2 separate regions of the Homo sapiens genome follow, and region 2 is linked to region 1. A link is a contact called in ENCODE Hi-C or POLR2A ChIA-PET data. All regions are on one chromosome and are shown on one strand. Each heading gives the region's core, a stretch centred on a gene start or an enhancer-like site at or near the end of the contact. The rest is flanking DNA. Distances are from core to core; before and after follow the strand shown. Region 1 has its middle 47 kb from the start of LINC01503. Region 2 overlaps IER5L-AS1 (IER5L antisense RNA 1).

The links. Hi-C counts contacts between places; a loop is a spot of excess contacts on that map. ChIA-PET counts read pairs that join two places held with the same protein, here RNA polymerase II (POLR2A). Pooled maps may share reads with other maps.
Region 2: a pooled map shows a loop between it and region 1 (4-fold over the local background). The contact joins two enhancer-like sites. A Hi-C loop is called at or near these places in 5 of 50 pooled maps. POLR2A ChIA-PET finds 5 or more read pairs at or near these places in 6 of 52 experiments (BJ, H1, Panc1 and 3 more).

Annotation. Positions count from the first base shown.
Region 1 is chr9:129,381,873-129,386,265 of GRCh38, reverse strand. No RefSeq gene overlaps it. Among named protein-coding and RNA genes, the nearest start is that of LINC01503, 47 kb to the right of the region's middle. RefSeq lists silencers at 2,320-2,439, 2,590-2,809. Within about 2 kb of position 2,570, at least 34 of the 41 ENCODE cell types and tissues checked have a DNase peak (open chromatin) inside an H3K27ac peak, as active enhancers do.
Region 2 is chr9:129,256,407-129,260,799 of GRCh38, reverse strand. IER5L-AS1 (IER5L antisense RNA 1) reads right to left here. Exons shown (of 7, transcript NR_187590.1): 3 at 3,868-3,902; 4 at 2,998-3,029; 5 at 2,416-2,471; 6 at 1,918-2,006; 7 at 203-1,799. Among named protein-coding and RNA genes, the nearest start is that of IER5L-AS1, 22 kb to the right of the region's middle. RefSeq lists an enhancer at 1,655-2,193 and a silencer at 2,327-2,376. Within about 2 kb of position 2,284, at least 4 of the 41 ENCODE cell types and tissues checked have a DNase peak (open chromatin) inside an H3K27ac peak, as active enhancers do.

The DNA.
Region 1 (4,393 bases), core at 1,321-3,820:
ATCCTGGAGTGCATTTGGGGGCTGGGCCTATCCCTCCTAATAAATCCGGAGGCTCGTGTGCCTTTGTTCCACAGGTCCTGCTTTCCTGAGGCCACACAGCCTGGTGCTCCAGCCTAGCCCCATCTGCCTTTGACTTTCATGCACACGGCCCTACGGTCACTTCAGCCTCTTCAACCCCATCGCTTAACACTTCTGAGCTCCAAGTTTCATAAAGGTGAAAGGGGACTTTGCTTTTGCATATGTAAAGGAGGAGACACCAACTCAGGTTAGGCCTTGCCTCTTCCAGGAAGTCTTCTCTGACCCTCCCCAGAGTGGATGAGCGCACCTCTGAGAAACAGATTTCCTCACTTATCCTCAGGAGCAAATGAATCCATCTTGTGCCTGATGGTGCAGTGTTGAGGACAGACTCTCTGGGACCCCAGCAGTCACTGCACCACCCTGAATGGGCCCAGCTGATACTGTTAGGAAGGCAAAGGGACGGGAACTGCAGAGAAGCCAAGACAGAGCCCCAACAGCATCATGAGCCTCTGGATCAAACCATGCCTGAAACCCACTATCACCTCTGCATCATTTCCTTACATGAGCCCATTATTTCCTATCTTGGTTGGATTTTCTGTCTGTTGTAACACAGAGTTTAAACTGATACAGGAATTCACCAAACTGTGAAATGTGGCGATTTCAGGAGGGCATATAATGAGGGAACTTTCATTCTCCAATGCACATGTTTTATATCGTCTGTGGTTTTACAGTACGCATATAGCAAAATCAATGTCAGTGCTTCTGTCTTGAGAAAACCAGTGGACCATGAGCCTGCGGCTTGAAGAATCGGGTGGGTGATGGCGTCAGTAACTGAGGAGCAGTGAACTTGGGGGAAAGATGGCAGCTTTGATACAGGGGCATGGGAGATCTGGATGGAGCCACTACATTGGGTCCTTTCGGGGGCTGGTGCCCAGGAGGGAGTATGTGGGGTGAGGGAGAGTCAATGTCGGTGCCGGGTGGCAGGGTTGAGGAAGGTCGCACCATGGTCCCTGGCCAAGGCCTTACTCATTGGAGAAGTACACATTGCTTCTTTTCCCAGGACACTCCCTTTTGGGGCTGTCACCGTGCCTCAAGTACCCTCCTTGTTGGAACTGATGTCCAAGGCTACATGTGAGTGGTAGAGCCCATCAAGCTGCAAATTTCTTGGAAGTGGCCTTCCAGCCACCTCCCATTAGCACAGGAGGCAGGGACCTCTCTGATGGGGTTGACAAGCTGATTCCTCAAGCCTGAATCCATGCTGCAAGGACGGGTGTAAATGACAGTGGCGACATGCTTCTGTCTGAGGCTTTTCACTGCTTGGAATGACATCCCACCGCGCTCTGCTTCATCCTCTGAGGGCCCTGAGATGCAGGCCAGGCAGCCTTCTGCCTCAGTTTCACAGAGAAAAAAGTTCAGGCACAGAGAGGCCTAGCAACTTGCACATAATCACACAGCCAGACAGAACTGGCCAGAATTTGAACCCAGCTCTCCAGCCTTCAGACCTGGCCCTCTTTCTATTTCCACCGGATGGTCCTCACAGCAGGGATTGGGGCAGGGAATCGTACCAAGTGAAAGTCAGCCATTGAGGACTGCGGGTGGGTGGAAGGTGAAGAGGCTCCCTGGAGAGAGTGGAGGGACCCCAGGCGAGGGAAGCGTCTGTATAATCCCCACAACTGCCCTGGCCCAACGCATGTCCTTTGCTCTGCCCTAAGTGCCTGGTCCTGTGCTCTGTATTGGTCATCACCTTGAACCCTCAAACATCTTATTCTGAGCCCATCTTACAGCCAAGAAAATGGATGCTCAGAGAGGTTAAGGAATTTGCCTAAGGTCAATTAGTGAGGAATAGAGGTCTCTGGCCTGTTGGAGCCCAGAGCTCGTGCAAAGGCCCTGAGGTAGGGCCCAGGAACAGGGTGTGTAAAAGAACTGTAAGGAGTGGGTGGGGAGGAGGGGAGAAGCTGCGGAGGTCCCTCTCGGTCCCATCCAAACCTCACTTGCTCAAGCAAAAGTTTCAGGGTGTCGCTTCCTGTTCAGTGGAGCAAGGCCCCGTCCATACTGGCCTCGGTTTCCTTGGGATGGGGGAAAGGGGTGGCAGAAAGCGCCCCCTACCCTACCCTACCCCCAGTCCAAGTCAGAAGAAGTAGCTGCAGCTTCCGGGAAGGTTGTCTGGAGACCCAGAAAGAGAGAGAAGTGGGTGGGGACGAGGGGCACCGGTAATGAACGCGGTCTTCTGCCCGCAGCGACGCAGACTGGGCTGTAATCCGGGCCTCCTGGGCCAGCAGGGCCTGGCGGGCCTTCCCCAGCGCAGGTTCCCATGTTCATTTAGGCCCCGCGACGCCCGGCGGGACGCCCTTCCCTTTAGGGACAGGGGCGCGGGGCGGGGTCGCCGGTCGCGCGCGGGCACACGGGCACGCACACACGCGCGCGCACAGACGCTCCCGGAGCCGTCAGAGGAGGCGAAAGGAACCAAGAAGTGAAAGTGAGCAACCTCTAGTGAAAGAAATAGACATGCACAGACAGCTCGGAAACTGACGCGGTGCCAGCGAGCCGGCCTTCCCGGGCGCGCCCGGGTGCGCAGGCAGCGCGTTCCCCAAGCTGGGCGCGCGCTCGGCGGCCACCGAGGAGGGCCTGCCACTCGCTCGCGTCCCCCCAGTTCCTTTTCCTGCTTCTTGCTGCCTCCGCCTCTCAAGCAGCCGGGAGGTCCCCGCGCGAGGCCCCCAGCGGGCGCCCCAGGATCCATCGGGTCCCCCACGATCCTTCACGCCCTGGACCCCGGCAAAGCGCGGCTGGGCCCAGCCTTGAACCCTGGCGGCCGAGGGTCAGAGAGCTCTGGCGTTTGAGTCCTTTCGCCCACCAGGCCCGGGCTACCTGCAGAGTGGAGGCCTTTGCCCTCCCCCGCCTCCCCCGCCACCCGTCTGCACGGACTGTCCCTGCGCTGCGGCTCCCGGGAGCGCCCAGGCCCTGCAGTGGTCACTGCACAGATGACTTTGGCAATAGCCATCTCTTGGAGAAGGAACTTCCAAGTGACAGTCCTGAGAGGCCAACGGCCAGTCGGCTGATGTGAGCAGCGCCTGGCAGCCTCAGAAGGGCTCACCCTGCCCGCCTCCCTGCCCCCACCCTCCCTGCACTAAACCAGCTTTTCCAGCTCTGCAGCCTGGTCAGGTTTCTGGCAGGTGTGGGTTGTTTTCTGCCCCTGGAGCTTGGGTGGGAAAAGAGAGAGGTCTGAGAAGCTGGGTGCCCACCTAGTGCTCTGCCATGCCTGCATCCCCACTCCAGAGGCCCCCCAGGGACTCTCAGTGTGGAAACAGACCCCAACTTAACAGAAAAGGCTGGGATGCCTGTTGGCTGATGAAGTCAGGCCTTTTGGACAGATATCAAGCAGAAGCCATGACTAGTGATAAGGCTCCCCTTCCCTCTGGGTTTCGAGAGCCACAGTTTCGAGAGCTTGGTGGGCAGTAAACAGCCCCAAAGCTTCTCAACAGACACAGAAGGGTGTGGCTTCTTCCCATTGGGAAGCTATTGGTGGGAGGGTTGCCAGACCCTTCCCAGATCTTGTTTCAGCTGGGTGAGCCTGGGGACACTTGGCCACACAGGGTGTCCCCAACTAAGCTAGGATGCAAAAAGAAAATGCCTTGTCCCAGTCATAGCCCAGTGGGAGACAGAGGGGTAAACAATCAAAATGGGGTGTGAGGACAGCTCTGAAGGAGGCCTGAGCCAGGGGGTGTCCCCTGGAGGCACCAGGAGAAGCAGGGAGGGTGCTCTCAGCAAAGGCAGCCACATGGGAGTCTGGGGGGTGCCCAGGAAGCTGCAGACCCCAGAGGCCCCACAGAGCTCTGCAGACTGCCCAGTTGCAGAAAGCCTAGACCCACCATCAAAATCAAAATAGGGGCCGGGCGCCATGGCTCACGCCTGCAACCCCAGCACTTGGGAGGCCAAAGCAGGTGGATCTCTTGAGGTCAGGAGTTTGAAACCAACCTAACCAACATGGTGAAACCCTGTCTCTACTGAAAATACAAAAATTAGCTGGGTGTGGTGGCACACACCTGTAATCTCAGCTATTTAGGAAGCTGAGGCAGGAGAATTCCTTGAACCCAGGAGGCAGAGGCTGCAGTGAGCCGAGATCGCACCACCGCATTCCAGCCTGGGCAACAGAGAAAGACTCCATCTCAAAAAAAAAAAAAAAAAAAAAGACAAAAAAAAAAACCAAAGTGGGGAGCCCTCGGGGACTTGTGCCTCCTTTAATGCTAAAGATGGACAGACTAGGGGTCTGAGAGGTGGTGCCACCTGCCCAAGGTCACCCCACTGGCTAGTTTGGGCTGGGCCCTGGCACACAGTAGGTGCTTACTAATGGGCTGTGAGGACTGGAATCCGGGGAGCC
Region 2 (4,393 bases), core at 1,035-3,534, 130 kb after region 1:
TGGCCCAGCCTCAGGGCCCTCATCTCTAAAATGGGGATGCTGATAAAGTTGGTACCTCTTAAGGCTGTTGTGGGAATTGATTGATAATGTTCTCATAAAGCACTTAGCCTATGCCTGGCACGGGACGACCTTTGGGGCCAGCCACCATTGGTGTTGCTGTCATTATTATTCCACCCCAAGAACCAGAAATAGAGCCAAGGTCCTCGTGCTTTTCCATCCAACTTTATACTTTACTTCCCCAAGCAGCCCAGCTGGTCTTCTCACCACCACCACCCCCCGACCAAGTCCTTGAGTTTAGTTCAATCTGAGTTCATTGAGCACCTACTATGTGACCAATCTCATGCTGGGCACTATGACCAAAGAGGCAAGCAAGGCACAGTGCCCACCCCAGAGGGCTCTCAGTGACATGAGGAGGCAGCCTCAAGTTCAGATCTCTTTGGGCCAATCCAGTCAGTGAAAAGCACATTTCTGTTCCAAGGGAGGGCAATGAAAGGGTCTGGGGGGTCAGGGAGGCTTCCTGGGGGAGGCGAATAAAGGTGGGCAGGACAGTTCAGAGAATGGGAGCCACACAGGCCAAGGCCAGGAAGAACCAAATGCCCCAGGATCTTAAGAGAACCAGAAGTGATTTACTATTAAGGGAGCACAGGGGTGTGAGGCGGAGGGTGGGAGGGGTCATGGATCCGGAGGAACCAATGGGGTAGGGCAGGTTGAGGGCCTGTGTGTGCCCAAGGAGAGTTAGGATGCTCCCTTGCAGATGACAGTGCCATGGAAGTAGCGACATCTGCATCTTTGTCTTGGAGTGGGGGCCCAGGGGACTGTGGACAGAGGGAGGTTAGAGAGATGACAACAGTGGATAGGTGCTACTGAAGGCATCTTGGGAAAATAGCGGGTAACCAGAAAGGGAGTGGTGCAGGAATGGCGAGGCGGAGGTGGACTGCAGAGATTCCAGAGGTAAAACTGTCAGGATGGCGTGGTCGGCAGAACAATGCCTCCAAAATGTCTGCATCCCAATCCCCGGAACATATGGATCTCCTTCTTATATTTCATGACAGGGGAGAATTAAGGTTGCAGGTGGAATTGAGGTTGCTAATCAGCTGATTTTGCGATGGGGAGATTATTCTGGATTATCTGGGAGGACCAATGTAATCACAAGGTTCTTAAATGTGGAAGAGGGAGGCAGGAGAGTCAGCGTCACAGCGATGCTAGGGAGGAAAGACTCGGAGCTATTGCTGGCTTTGAAGACGGAAGGGGGCCAATGTGGGCGGCCTCTATACTTGGAAAAGGCAAGGAAACCGATTCTCCCTCAAGAGCCTCCAGCAGGAACACTGTCCTGCAGACACCTTGAATTTAGCCCTCTGAGACCATGTCAGATTTCTGACCTATAGAACTGTAAGAGAGTAGATGTGTGTTGTTTTAAGCCACTCAATTTGTAGTGAGTTGTTACAGTAGCAATAGAAAACTGATACAACTGGCGATGGGGATGGGGCTGGGAGAAGGGGCATCAAGGACATCTGGCTTGGGGACTGGAAGGACGGCTATGCCACCAAGCTCGAGAGGCTGCAGGAGGATAAACGCGTGGGATGGGAGTCCACACCTCCTCTGGCTGCCGCACCTGAGGGAGCAGCCCAGCCCAGCAGTGGGCACGGAGCCCAAGGATGGGGGTGCATTCGTCATCACAATCAGGGGTGCAGTCGCTGCTGTAGGATGGATAGGCGAATGGATGCAGGCGAGGTCCCCTACGATGCCTTGGGTCTCATGATTCGAATATCAAAACAACCACACTTATTAAGCTTTCGGTTCTAGAACAAGACAGAGAAACAGAATTTAAACCTCAAGGTCTGAGGTCAATGTGGGGTTAGAAACTCAGGGCCGGGAGGCATAAGCAGAAACCCTGCGGGTTCTCAGATGCCCGCGTACCCGATTCTTCCTGGAGGAAGGGGAGCAGGTGAAATTGACTGGGTTCCTCTCCCACCTCTCTTTCCGTAGCAATTCCTTTTTTCCCTTTCCTTCAAAATAAAAAGGAAGAGGGGGTGCCCTGCTCGCAGGAGAAGCGCGGGGCCCATCCCCGCCCGGGCCACGCGGACCCCTCCGCCCGGCTTCGTTCCCCGCCTCCCCCGGTCCTTTGTCTCGCTCCCGCGCTGCCGCGCACATGGTCCCCTGTCAAATTCTGGGCGGCTCCCGGGGACACGTGTCTGGGAGCCCGCAGCTCCGCCGGCCCGCGTAACCATGGAAACCGCGGCCAATGGGAGGCCGTGTTGCCCGTGGGGGCGGAGCCGAGCGCGCCCGGAGCAGGAGGGGCCGGGAGGGCGTGGGTGGGGCGGGGCCGATACGACAGCAAGCTCGGGGCGGGGCCCGGGTGACCCCGACCCCGGGCGGTCCGCAGTGCGGAGGATGCTCACCGGGCTGACGTCTTACCGCGTATTTTTGACATCTTGACAGCGTTTCCTCGGCACTCCTGGGATTTTCTTTGCCTATGAAGTGCTGAGTGTGATCCCACCAGCAACGCTTACTAGCGATATGCGTTGTGCAAGTGACTGAGCCTTGCTTTGCCTCATCTGATAAATGGGGGAGTTGTCAGGGTCCCGCAAGATATGCGATTAGCCCAGGACTCGCACCCAGAGGTGACCAGTAACAGCAGTGACCCTTACGACAAACGGCCTTTTTCCTGCTCCTATGGAAAGAAGGACCTCATTCGTAAGTGAAGGATCCACCCTCTCAGAGGCTCATTTGCCCAAGCCTGATCCCAGTACCTGCCTCAACGTGCCTGTCGACAAACTGGGAAGATGGTACTGCAGTCCCTCAGGGTCTCATGCAGCATCCAGGCTGCTGAGTTCCCGGAGGTAGACACAGATGAGCATTTCTGGGTGCAGGGGCAGAAAGAAAGTTACAGTGCCAAGAGCTGGGGGCAGGACAGGGTTTGCCTCCCAGCCGGGTCACCCTCACGGGCGTTTTTGCCTCTCTGGGAAAAAGCATCTTGTGAAGCAGTGGAGATGATACCTGCCGACTTCCCACTCCACGTGGAGGAGAATCTGAAATGAGAAAATGGATTCTCAAAAACCTCTGTTTCTAAGTAAGCCTGAGAGAGTTCAATGGAGGCAGAAACAGATGGCTGCACCGAGGGACCGCGTCCCTCTTACCTGGCTTCCCCAGGGCCCAGAGCAGGGCCTGAGACCAACAAATACCCCCTAGCCAGGAGTTTCAATGAGCTGAAATCTGTTTCACTTTTAGGAAGAAGTGGGAAATGCACTCCTTCATTCATTCACTCATTCATTCATTCATTCAACAGTTTTCTGTAAGTCTGCTGTGTGCCAGGCACTGTGCTAGATACCCAGGCTACAACTGTGAACAAAACATTCCTGTCCTGAAAGAGGTCACCGTCTGGCTGGGGAGACAGACGTTAAAGAAATAAACAGGCAAACAAACACGCAGCCACAAATATCCATAAATGCCCTGAAAGGAAAACTCATGAGCCATGAGCACGTAGGAAATAAAAAGGAGCTGGGGGAGGGGCAGGCAGGGCAGGCCTCCCTGAGGAGGTGACCTTTAAGAGGGACCTGAGGACTGAGCCAGAGTTAGCCTGGTGAGGAGTGGAGGAAAAGAATTTCAGGCAAAGGGAACAGCGTGTGGGTGCTCTGAGCCTGGAGGCCAGAAGGAGCTTGGGCATGCGTGCAAGGACAATGTCTGTGTGGTCCAGAAGCCGGCAAGGGAGGCGTCTATGGAAGGCCAGTTAGATAGGGTCACACTAAGGATCTTGATTTTCGAAAATGGCCACAAAATAGGCTCCTGGGGACTTAAACTAAAATACACACCCCTGTTTTTCAAAGTGATTCCCGGGATTGGGCTTATATTCAATCCAGTTTCACTCACCTTCTACCTGTTCCAATCTGAAGGCACTGGACAATCTAGAATCAGAAATGCATTTCATCATACTCTGCACATTGCACTAAGAAAGAAAAGGAAGGCTGAGGCTGGGCATGGTGGCTCACGCCTGTAATCCCAGCACTTTGGGAGGCCGACATGGGCAGATTGCTTGAGCCCAGGAGTTCGAGACCACCCTGGGCAACATAATGGAACCCCATCTCTACAAAAAATACAAAAATTAGCCAGGTATGACCCACAGGTGCATGCCTGTGGGTCCCAGCTACTCAGGAGGCTGCGGTGGGAGGATGGCTTGAGCCCAGGAGCTCGAAGGTGCAGTGAGCCTTGATCACACCACTGCACTCCAGCCTGGGCAACAGAGTGAGTCCGTTTCCATGAGAGAAAGAAAAGAGAAAGAGAGAGAGAGAGAAGGAGGGAGGGAGGGAGGGAAGGAAGGAAGACTTTTAACAGGAAGATTAGAATTAGGGTTGGATCTGGGGTTAGAGTTGAGTTTTCGGTTAGGTTTAGAGTTGGG